Regions from separate parts of the Homo sapiens genome. Here region 1 is linked to region 2. Evidence: chromatin contacts called from ENCODE Hi-C or POLR2A ChIA-PET data. All regions are on one chromosome and are shown on one strand. The core of a region is the stretch at or near the end of the contact, and the rest is flanking DNA. Distances in the headings are between cores, read along the strand shown.

Region 1 (6,206 bases), core at 430-2,929, 180 kb before region 2:
TGTGTGTGTGTGTGTGTGTGTGTGTGTGTGTGTATTTAAATTAATATATCTTGAGTACCTGTTAATGTGTTGGGCTCTGCTTTTGTTAACATGATCTCACCTGATCTTTAAAACAACCCTACCAGATAGGTGTTAACTTTTATTATTATTATCATAAAACTTTGGCTCAAATAATTGGAATGATTTTTATTTATTTAACAGATATTTATTGAGCATCTACTAGGTGCTAGGAATCATTTTAAGCGCCAAGGATTCAGAGATACATAAAGCAGGTATTGTCTCTGTGCTCAGGAAGCTGACTGTGATAAATAAGCAAACCCATAGTGAGATAATTTCAAGTATTATTTTGAGTGCTGTGAGGCAAATAAATAGGTTCATGCATCTGAGAGTAGCAGATGGTTGTGGGGGTCACCACTATATAGGTGAAGGGAACAGCAGTTACAAAGTGCTGAGGCTTTGCTTGAGGCTTTCTGACTTTTCAAGGTCACCCAACTTGTGAATGACAGCTCTGGGTTTTAATCAATTTCTGTGGAACAGCAGGCAGCAGGGGCATGGAAAGTTTAGCTTATTCAAGGTGAAGACTTGAGAGTTATGGGAGCATGTTAAAATGATATTTGCAGGGCTGGAACGGCTCCAGAACACCTGGGCTGTGAGGTCCCCCATCACCACGCAGAGCACCAGGGACTTCAGAGGAAATATTTGTTTTAATCATTTCTGGAAATGGGATTGCTGTTTGATATTTTCTCATTCTGTTTGCCTGACAACCACACAAGAAATCAGACTTTTTAAAGGCCTCTCTTGCCTAATCAACTAGATGCTTTGGAAAAAAATTTGCCAAATGATAGAAATATTTCTCTTTCAGCTTAACTGCTGACCCAGACTAGTGAAAGAAATGGCCTTTCAAAGAATAAATCTATGAAATTCCATTTCTGGGGCAAGTGCCTTGATTTGCATTGAGCATTGTTGTAAATGTCAACTGTCCGGCTCCCACTGTCAGCTTGAATGGCCATCAGTGTTTACCCTCCCAAGATAATTGCACTAACTTATTCAGCACATGGTTGGAGGCTGAGGCCATACTGTTTCTTGTTAATCTCAATCACGTCCCTCTTTCCTCCTTCCTTTTTCTCCTATGAGGCACTCCTAGATTTTTCAAGTTTATGATGAAATACTAAATTCTTCGCTTAGCAGGGCTGTTAGATTTCCTGAGTTGCCTTGCCGAGCCAGTATTCCCATGGCTGTTCCTGAGAGCAGGTGGGAGAATGTGAACCCGTTGAAGAGACTGAACAAAGGGACAAGCAGTGGCAATTTCCTTCCCTCACCACTGGAAGTTGATGTGAAGAGCCAAGGGCACAAAATTTTTCCAAATCAAAAATACCAGAATATACATGCTGTCTTGTTTATCAGTATCCCAAGGACCCAGAACATAGTAGATGTTGAGTAAATATTTAGTGAATGACAATCACAGCAAGTTGTCTCTGCTAGCTTAACCATCCTCCCATGGCCTCCTCAGTCCCTTCCTCATTGGACACTGCTGGATTTTTGCCAATTGTGTTCTCTTGAGGAAGGGGTTGAGGGGACAAAGGGAGGAAAGGCTGGACATATTGCCTAGGCTTGATTGGCTGCAGCCATTGTGACTCTTTTCCAGCTGCAGAGCATTTTGCATGTGAGGAATGATACGGAAACATGCCTCCAGCAGCCAGCTGGCTCCTCACCAGTTCTTTGTAAATACCAGCCAGAGGCAGCTCTGGTCTTCTGCCAGGATAGAGACAGTGAAAGCAAACTTCACAGGTTCCTCGCCCTCACATGGGGCTCATCAAGACCCTACAGCTGTTGTTTCAGCTCCAGATGAATTCTTTGTATTTTTACTTTAGAGAATCTACTAAGGAAATGTCATTCCCTCACTTCCCTCTGCCTATATATGTTTGCTTTGGCAGAGAATCACTCTGTGTTCCTCTCTTCTCCACTCTCATCTCTTTGATCCAAATGTTCTCTCCTGCTGGTTTCTTCTTGTCCCTGGAGGTACAAAACACATGTTTGGTTTGGTAGAAACATTAGGAGAATATCTGACTGTCTTCAATTGCTTAAGGGGGGGTCTTGATTAATATAGCTGTGTGTTTCAAAATCTGTTTTACCTGTTCTTCTATCAGCAGCATTATCATTAGCCAGTCTGGGAAAGACGCTTTATATAAATGAAAGATTTGGCCCAATTTCTAAGGAGTAATTTTACCGTGTTTTGTAGCTTTTGAGACTCATACATTTTCATACTTTAACACCTCAAAATTTGGGAGGCAAATTCTTTCTTATCATAGATATAGGCCATGCATTGATCAGTAGTACTGTTTTTTCTTTTTTGGTAGCTAAAATAATGGTGTGTCTTATAATAGATGGAATCTTAGATTTGATGAAATGCAGTAGTTTATTTTGGCCAAAAATATCTCAATTTATTTATTTATTTTTCTTTTGGTTCTTGATTTGGAGATTTATTTTTCTAGTTATTTTTTTTTCTATTTGGTGTTAATCATTCAGACTAATCTATGAACTACCTATTTCTATAATCAGCCCATTTTAAAATGTGTCCATCATGATAATTTTAAATATATATAGATAGATTTATATAAAGGAAGAAAGGATCCAGGAGTGAGAAAGCCGAGGTTCTAGTTCTGCTTTTGCTTTAACCTTGGATAAGTAATTACCTTTTGAGCTCTTCTTTCTTGGCTATAAAATAATGGGTAAGAATGCAATGATTGCGAAGACTTTGATTTCATTGTGGCTCCTCCTCCCTGTTGGTTGTTATTCAGAGTCAAAGGCATGAGATGGGTAGCAAATTTGGTTAATGTCTCCTCAGAGTAAGTTTATGTCATAGTGACTTGCGAGAACCTGTCATGCCAGACCCAATTAATTTTCTCTGTGAGATAATGATCCCATTGCATGAACAAATGAGAAGAGCTAATAGTTGAGTGCCAACAGAGTGCCAGGCACTGTGCTATCTGCTTGCTATGGGTTGAATTGTGTACACCCCCAAAATGTTGAAGTCCTGATTCCCAGGGGCTGTGGCTTTATTTGGAAATAGGATTGTCTTAGTCTGTTTGTATTGCTATAACAGAATACCTAAGACTGAGTGGTTTATAAAGAAAATAGATTTCTTTAGCTCACAGTTCTATAGGCTGGGAAGTTCAAGGGGCAAAGCACTGGCATCTGCTCTGCTACTGGTTAGGGGTTTTGTGCTGCTTCCACTCATGGTGGAAAGCAGAAGGGTAGGCGCATGCAAAGAGGTTACATGGCAAGAAAGGGAGCAAGAGAGAAAAACTGGGGAAACCAAACTCTTTTTAACAAGCTACTCCTGTGGGAATGAATTCATTCTACAGAGAACTAATCCAGTCTCAAGAGTGTGAGAACTTACTGACTACCTCAAGAATGGCACCACGCCATTCATTCATGAGGGATCTGACCCTCCTTACCCAAACACCTGCCGCTAAGTCCCACCTCCCAACACCACCATATTGGGGATCAAATTTCTACATGGGGACAAGCAATATCCAAACCATAGCAGGTCTTTATGGATGATCAAGTTAAAATGATGTCATTAGGACTGGCTTTAATCCAATATAATTGTCTTCTTAAAAAAAGAGGAAATTTGGACATAGAGACAGACAAACACACAGGGATAGTGCCAAGTAAAGATGAAGGCAGAGATTGGGGTGATGTGTCTGCAAATCCAGAGCACAAAAGATTGCCGGCAAACCACCAGAAGCTAGAAGAGATGTGTGGAAGATTCTCCCTCACAGCCCTCAGAAGGAATCAGTCTTGTTGACACCTTGGACTTCTGGCCTCTAGAACTGTGAGACAATCCATTTCTGCTGTTTAAGCCACCCAGTTAGTGGTGCTTTATTATGGCAACCCTAAGAAACTAATACACTGCTGTAGACAGACTGAATCATTCCATCCTCAGAATGAAACTATCCATTTATTCCCCAATGTGCTAGCACTAAGGCAGGAAGCAAATGGAAAATGTTTGCTCTCGTGGGGCTTATGTTCTAGTGAGAGAAGCCAGATAAAAAACAAACAAGTAAATATGTCATATGTCAGATGATTAGACATGCAATGGAGAAAAAAATAAGGCATGATAAGGGAGACAGAGAGTGTGTGGTATGGAGGTGGTGGTTACTGATTTATATAGGGGAGTCTGCAAAATACTGTGTAGAAAGAATATTGCAACTTCACAGCAACCAACATGAAGGCATGCTCTTGACATATTCACCAAACAAGTTTCTTTTTATTATTTTTAAAATATTATTTTTTAGAGGTGGGGTACAGTAGCATGATCATAACTCGCTACAACCTTGAACTCCTGGGCTCAAGCAATCCTCCCACCTCAGCCTCTTGAGTAGCTGGGACCACAGGAGCATGCAACCATGCCAGGCAAATTTCTTTATAAATCTGTTTTGTTTTTGTTTTTGTTTTTTTGAGACAGGGTCTCACTCTGTTGTTTAGGCTGGAGTGTAGTGGTGCAATTATGGCTCACTGTAGCCTCCACCTCCAAGGCTCAAGTGATCCTCCCAACCCAACATCCTGAGTATGACTACAGGCATGCACCACTATTCCTGGCTAATTTTTTATTTTTTATTGAGATGGGATCTCACTATGTTGCCCAGGGTGGCCTCAAACTCCTGGGCTCAAGCAATCCTTCTGCCTCAGCCTCCCAAAGTGTTGGGATTACAAGTGTGAGCCACTGTGTCTGGCCTATAAATCTGTTTTATGTGTGAAAAGCTTAGACATGTGGAAGTAGTTGCCTAGGGTTATATAGACAGCAAATGGAGGAGTTGGCATTTAACCCAGATATGTAACTGCAAGTGCATACACTCTTAATCATGACAAAGGCTTTTTGCTCACCCTGTCTTTATTGATTTCAGTATAATTTATGTTCTGTTTAGCCAGAGTCTAGTTGTAGAGTTTCTGTGATTAGGCAAGTAGAACATTTCCCTGATGATTCTCCCAGAAGCGTAGTTTCCAATGACCTGGTATCAATGTGAGGGGCAAATGTCAAGTGGTCTTATCGCCCTTGGAATCATTGACGTCTTGACTAAAGGTGTTGAAGGTGTGCTTATTTAGCCTATAGGTGATGTAACATCAAACAGACCAGTGTGATATTATTAAATAGGAAGCACAACCCTAGGCAAACAGGATGAAATCCAATTATATAAGGGTGAGAGTAAGGACTTATATAAACCATAAAAATAATTATAGAATTGGCTAGCCACCATCACTGCTTTAAAAGACCTGTGGGTCAGGGCTGATCTATGATCAACGATCATGATCATTGCTGATCATGAATCAGCAATATCATGTCATTGTGGGGGAATAAAGCTAAGACCATCCAGGGCAGATGTAATTCTTCCTCTATGCTCTGAGTACATCAGCCATGACTGTGCTACAAATAATATTGCTCCCTGAACTTAAAAAGAAAAAGTCTCAAATATTAGTATTTTAGTTTAGCCAATAAAATTGGCAAAGTTAAAAAATAATCCGGCCGGGCGCGGTGGCTCACGCCTGTAATCCCAGCACTTTGGGAGGCCGAGACGGGCGGATCACGAGGTCAGGAGATAGAGACCATCCTGGCTAACACGGTGAAACCCCGTCTCTACTAAAAATACAAAAATTAGCCGGGCATGGTGGCGCGTGCCTGTAGTCCCAGCTACACGGGAGGCTGAGGCAGGAGAATGGCGTGAACCCGGGAGGCGGAGCTTGCAGTGAGTCGAGATCGCGCCACTGCACTCCAGCCTGGGCGACAGAGCGAAACTCCGTCTCAAAAAAAAAAAAAAAAAAAAAAAAAAATAATCCTCTGTGTTAGTGCTAGTTTGAAGCAAGTATATTTTCATATACTTCTGATGGAACTCCTAATGATACCACCTTTCTACAAGGCAATTTGACAACATGTATTAAAAACCTTTAGCTGTGAATATTCTTGGAGCAATTCCAATTTCAGTATTTTTTTTTCTCAAAAGAAATCACTGGAGACAGATGCAAAATTTAGCTACAAAGTGTTTATTGCAATATAATTTATATAGCAAGATCGGGTAATATGGTAAAACGTTGGCTAGGCACGGTGGCTCAGGCTTGTAATACCAGCCCTTTGGGAGGCCAAGGTGGATGGATCATGAGGTCAGGATATCGAGACCATCCTGGCCAACACTGTGAAGCCCTGTCTC
Region 2 (6,033 bases), core at 302-2,801:
GGACTATGAGATAGAACAGCTTTTGGTCTATGTGCATCAGCTGGCACTTGAAGAAAGGTGTGCAGTTAGGTGTAACAGAGATTTTGTTAAGAGTGCTTTATAATTACATTGCATTTTCAAATTTGTAAAATTCTTTCACATGCTTTATCTTTCTCATGTGGAGTTCCTATTTTTTAATCAGACTGATTAATTACTGTTAAAGATTATTTATATCAAATAATTTATAAAGTAAATTTTACAGTAGTGAGAATAAAAAGAAAGATTCACTCTGGGTCATTAGCTAGGTTGAGAAATCATCAAAACATAGGCTGGGCACAGTGATTCACGCCTGTAATCCCAGCACTTTGGGAGGCTGAGGAGGGAGGATCACTTGAGGTCAGGAGTTCAAGACCAGCCTGGCCAATATGGTAAAACCCCGTCTCTACTAAAAATACAAAAATTAGCCAGGTGTGATGGTACACGCCTATAATTGCAGCTACTTGGGAGGCTGAGGCAAGAGAATCACTTGAAACTGGGAAGCAGAGGTTGCAGTGAGTGATCATGCCATTGCATTCCAGCCTGGGTGATAGAGCCAGACTCCATATTTAAAAAAAAAAAAAAAAAGTAATCATCAAAACATAACCTTTAATAAGGAGCCTTAGAAATAATTAAACTTGCATTGTCCAATATAGTAGCCACTAGGTACATGTTTGTTTTAAATTTAAATTGATTAAAATTAAATAAAAGTAAAAATCCAGTTCTTCAGTCGTAGTACTTACATTTACACATGCAATAGTGCTCAATATGGCTAGGGCTACCATATTGGATAGTGCAGATATAGAACATTTCCTTCATTGGCCAAGGTTCTATTGGACAGTGCTGATCTAGACAAATATTTTTAGTGGCTAAAAATGTACTTTTAAATTGAATTTAACTTCAGGGCTGGAGAATTTGAGGCCCACAGAAGTTAGTGATTTATACAAAGTCACCCAAGAAGAACCTGAAAATGGCCCAAATTTCCTGACTTCTATATGAGTGATCATTTTAGCACCTCATACCACCAAACTTTTATTTTTAATTCTGCTCTTGAATAAGAGAGGATTGGATACTCCAAGCTGGCAAGTAATCAAACACTCATTTAGTTTTTTGTTTGTAATTTACATTTATATTTGAAGTTAGGCAGAGCTATAGTCCAAAAACTTTACTTCAAACAATATTAATGATGTCATGCTATAAAGACAGAATGCAGAAGAGCTTGGAAGTATTTCAGTTTCCTTGCTCTGTTTCTTTTTACACGTCCTTGTTCAAGCCACTCTACTCCATGCTGGGACAAGACAGTTTGTTCTTAGGTTAACAGAAAAACAGTCAGAGTCACCTCCTCTTAAAGCATCGAGCACCAGGTGGGAAAGGGCTCAGATTTTTAAAGGTTGCTCAGTGGGGCTTTGAAAATTAAAGAGAGCCCAGAAGAGATGTGGAGAAAGCATGCAATTACACTTGAGAAGGTGTAGCCTTTCCACTGGGTGCATTCTTGATGAGACAGCAAAGTGAGTCATTAAACAGTAGGCTGTCAATAAAGCTGAGACCCAGATTTGCCGTGGATCAGCTGCACTGCCAAAAATTTAACCATCTAAAAAAACCATGGGCAGATCCTTGGTGAACCCTTGGACCTGTTTGCATTACAAGCTTACAATCTTAATTTTTCTGAAAAGAAATAGAGAAAGGAGTAGATGTATATTGAAGAATTGCGATGAAATGCAAGAGTTCCTTATAAACATTACGCAGGGTCATTTTGGAAAGTCAATAATTTATAGCCTTTTTACTGGCCTCAGGGAAAAATGATCACTTCCACATTTGAATTTTAGTAAAAGTTGTTTTTCCTGGATCTCCATTAAATTTCATCCAGCTTTTGGCAGAAATTGTCTTCCTGGACCCTACTGGAGTGCTGGCTGACAAGTTACATCTTCCATGGGGCCACAACTCCCTAACGAATTCTGGGAGAGCAGCCTATTTTTGTTACCAGACGCTGGAGGATGCGTGACATGTCATTAACCTTCAAAACTGGCTCTGCACAAGAGTATTGTCAACAGATGGTGACTCTGATTCTCTCTCTCTCTCCCCTCCCTCCCTTCCTCCTCCATCCCCAGGATATCTTCTGGCATAGAATGCTCATTGGTTTCAAAGGGAAATTCGTGTGTGACACAGACACTGTGGAATGTAGAACAAAAACTGGAACAAAGTCTCTTATATTTATAATTGCGGACTATAGGAATTAAATGCACAGAGTAAACCATCAATAGTGTTTATACATTAAGACAGGCATACCAGTGATAAAGTGAATATTTATGCTGAGAGGCAGGCTCTTTAGGATCAGGGAAAGGTGTCTGGGCACTGGATGGAAGAGCTCAAAGCCAGCATTGGACTTAGAATTTTGGCCCAGCCATTTAACTCTTCAGTCTCTCACTTTGCCTTTTCAGTTTTTATCAGTGGAAGTCAATAGTAATTAGGGCATTATTTATCAGTTACTCCCAAAAAATGTAATCCCAGCACTTTGGGAGGCCGAGGCGGATCACGAGGTCAGGAGTTCAAGACCAGCCTAGCCAAGATAGTGAAACCGCATTTCTACTAAAAATACAAAAAAATTAACCGGGCGTGGTGGCGGGCGCCTGTGATCCCAGCTACTCAGGAGGCTGAGGCAGAGAATTGCTTGAACCCAGGACGTGAAGGTTACAGTGAGCCTAGATTATGTCACGGCCCTCCAGCCTGGGGGACAGAGCGAGACTCCATCTCAAAAAAAAAGAAAAGAGAAAGTTAATTCATTTATTATTTTTAGCAAATATTTATAGGATGCTTAAAATATACCATGCACTATGCTAGGCTCTAGGAAGAAACAAGATGTAAAGCAAAGTGCCTGTCAGGAAGAGGCTGACCAGTAATCAGATGATTATAATACAGCTTTTGAGAGCTTCCTATGGAAACACATATGGGGAAAGGAGAGGTCTACAACCCAGGATACCATGGGGCGCAGTTCCAGGGGCACAAAAAGCCATGCGGTAAACATATCACAGCTTCCCAAAGCATCAGTTTTATTTAACAGGACATTTAAACTATTTATCTTAAAATAAAATATATATATTACAGAGTAGAAAGAAATTTTCCAATAAATTTCTTTTATTTAGCCCACGTATACCGGGTTCTTTCACCTTTCTCTTAATGAAGACTTCTAGGGAAAAGTGAGGGCATAAAGACCGGTTTTTGTGTAGGCGTTTATGAAGCCTAAGAAGCCCTTTCAGTGCCACTTCGCCATCAGTGCTAGAGGAATCCACATCATACTATTTACATTCACAGGGCACCATGTGGTTTATAAAGGCATTTGACGAATTTTGCACCTCACAGTAAACAAGTGTGCTATTTTGCTTTACTGATGAGGATATCGAAGTTTTATGAGATTAATCCATTTTGGTGAGTGGTTCAAAGTCACAGAGTGATTAGTGGCAGAATCAGACTTCATCTTGGTTTCTGACACCAAATCCATTATTCTTTCTCCTGTAACTCATTCCTTCTCTTTCCAATGATTAAAAATTAAAAGACTGAGGTAAAGGATCTCTAGCCTTTTTCTGGCACATATCCACCTTCTTGCTCTTTGGGAATGGAGGGTAGAAGTGAGGAAGGTAGACTCTGGCAGATGCTGAGAGTGAAGTTCTTGAGAGGCCGGGTGAGATGGAAGGCTCTGCTTGATGTCTGAGAAAACTTAGGGAAAGGGGCATGGGAATTAATGAAGGTGAAACTGGGTTAAGTAGGGAACACTGTGGTGACAATTTAAGGATCTATCATGAGAGGTGTCAAGATCTGCTTGTTGTTAGATTTTGGGTCTCTTGCTAGTTGCCCTTCACATAGATTATACTCTTTGTTCTCTCATTGACGCCTCATGACCTTAGACTTGCTGTTTTGACTTTTCCATCCATCAAAACTAAACTAGCTAACATTGCAAAGTTTTGGAGGGATATAACATCAAAATAATGTTTAAGATGCCCCATCTTAAGTTAGGCAGTGAGGAAATACCACAAACCATGCTGATGCTTCTTGAAAAACAAGCAGGGCTAAGCCACATATCATTACTTGGCAATGCTAAATTCCTGAATTGCTTATATATACGTTTCACATGTAACCTCTGTCTTTAAACTAAAGAAGTTATTTGCTTATAATAATTACAGATTTGATTAAAATCATACACCGTGATTCAAGATTTAAAAATTAAATGGCTGAGACAAAGAAGTGACAAACTAAAGGAAGCCACAGTATGCTTGCCAATTGTTCTTGGCAGGAAATGGATGACTCATCCTGAACATGTGCTTTCGTTGCTGGGACAATGGGGCGCAATGAAAATGTTCAACTTACTGAATAGTGTGGACATTTTTGTCATCTGTTTGTAGGAGACTGATGAAATACAACTACAGATTAATAAGAACCCCGAAGTAACCTATGCTTTTGTGTGAGAAAACTAATGATAAATATTAAGAAAAAGACATGGACTGTTTCAAAATAATCAGTAGGTTTTCTATGCACTAAAAGAGACTGTGTACGGCAGATCCCAGGAAAGTAGAGGTGGAGAAATTCCAGAATTTAGGAAGGAAACTTAATATTGCCAATGGGAGACATGATTTATTCCCAAGAAGGAGAAAATAGGATTAGTAGCTGAGGGAGAAGTAAACAAGTAAGTTTTGGTTGCAGGAGAATGGGCCATTTCTGAAGTCCTTCCTAATGTGACCCTGATAGGATATCATCTCCTGTCTGGTATCTAATCCTGTAAAAATATCTGACAGGTAGACAGGGAAGGGGTATTAACTTGGTTTAACCTTCATGAACTGGCCCAGAGTTACTAAGCACTTAAAAGGACTGAGGGGCTGTGTAGGGGCCGGAGTATATGGGAAATTTCCGTACCTTCTCCTCGATATTGCTGTGGACCTAAAACTGCCTTTAAAACATTAAATCTATTTAAAAAAATGCTTTGTTGACAAAGTATCAGTGATCAAGGCAATCCTAGTTTGGCTAAAGGATGTGAACTGAAGTTCAGGTTTTATCCCTAACTGGCTCTGTAACCTGGGGTTAGTTTGCCTTTCCGAGCCTGTTTCTATATCTATTAACAAGAAGCTTCCCTAGCTTATCTTCAAGGCCTTTTCCAGATGGAAAATGCTGTAATTCATGTGAGCAGAAATATCTGTGTACATACAACAGTCTCAGAGGAGAGCACAGTTTTGCCAACAGATGAATACCTTGAGATACCCCAGGGAAATTTACACTCTGTTATTATAGATTTGCAATCACAGGTGTGTTGTCGGTAGTGGAGCATGAGCTGAAGGAAATGATTATTGTGAGTGGGGAAAAGGGCATTTTATAAGCTGGGGCAGATTAATAATGAAGGTTGTGCTGGGGATTCCTGTTCCTTGTAACCTTAGCCATTCTGTCCATGGGGAGATCCTAGATTTGCATTTTCTCATTCTATTTGCTCAGTTAGAGCCCTCCTTTATCAAAGACTACTTCCTAAGTCCAGAATTCAGAATTGTAAAAGGAAAACTACAGAGGTGGTTAACAGAGTCCTGTGGTTTGTTCTACAGCATGTGGACTTGGCATAGCCTCCCCAAGTCTGCAAAAATGCAGGCAGAAGATGCCCTCTAAGTAAAGTGTACTTGCCTTTTCCTGCATACAGCCCTATGGACACAACAGTGAATAATGCCAAGAAAAGGAGGCAGCATAATATAACACCAACGCAGAAGGAGATTTTAGCACACAGATCCTTGCAGCAATCTTGGACCGTCCCTGAATATTCTCTCAATTCATTCTCCCAAACATTAGAGCATCTGTTTGTGAGCCAGCAGAGCTTTTCATTCAGAATCATGACACTCTGCAGGCAGTTACAGAGAAGAAAATCTTTTATCTCAGCTTTCAAAAAGCTCCATTAGGCAGATTCTTTTTCTTCTTTTCAGAACAGACCCCTGCTTATTTTAGAGGAGGTATGTTCTTGACAAGTGCTCTTCCCAAATGTGCTGCATTGTAATT

What was found. Hi-C counts contacts between places; a loop is a spot of excess contacts on that map. ChIA-PET counts read pairs that join two places held with the same protein, here RNA polymerase II (POLR2A). Pooled maps may share reads with other maps.
Region 1: a loop to region 2 is called in a map of left cardiac atrium, with 2.0 times the contacts of the local background. The contact joins two enhancer-like sites. A Hi-C loop is called at or near these places in 2 of 168 maps with a recorded cell type or tissue (PC-9 and left cardiac atrium) and 9 of 50 pooled maps. POLR2A ChIA-PET finds 5 or more read pairs at or near these places in 1 of 52 experiments (Caco-2).

The regions. Positions count from the first base shown.
Region 1 is chr12:75,904,784-75,910,989 of GRCh38, reverse strand. No RefSeq gene overlaps it. Among named protein-coding and RNA genes, the nearest start is that of PHLDA1-AS1, 120 kb to the left of the region's middle. Within about 2 kb of position 1,679, at least 17 of the 41 ENCODE cell types and tissues checked have a DNase peak (open chromatin) inside an H3K27ac peak, as active enhancers do.
Region 2 is chr12:75,721,134-75,727,166 of GRCh38, reverse strand. The region is part of intron 1 of LOC105369844 (a long non-coding RNA gene); the gene reads left to right. Among named protein-coding and RNA genes, the nearest start is that of KRR1, 210 kb to the right of the region's middle. Within about 2 kb of position 1,551, at least 11 of the 41 ENCODE cell types and tissues checked have a DNase peak (open chromatin) inside an H3K27ac peak, as active enhancers do.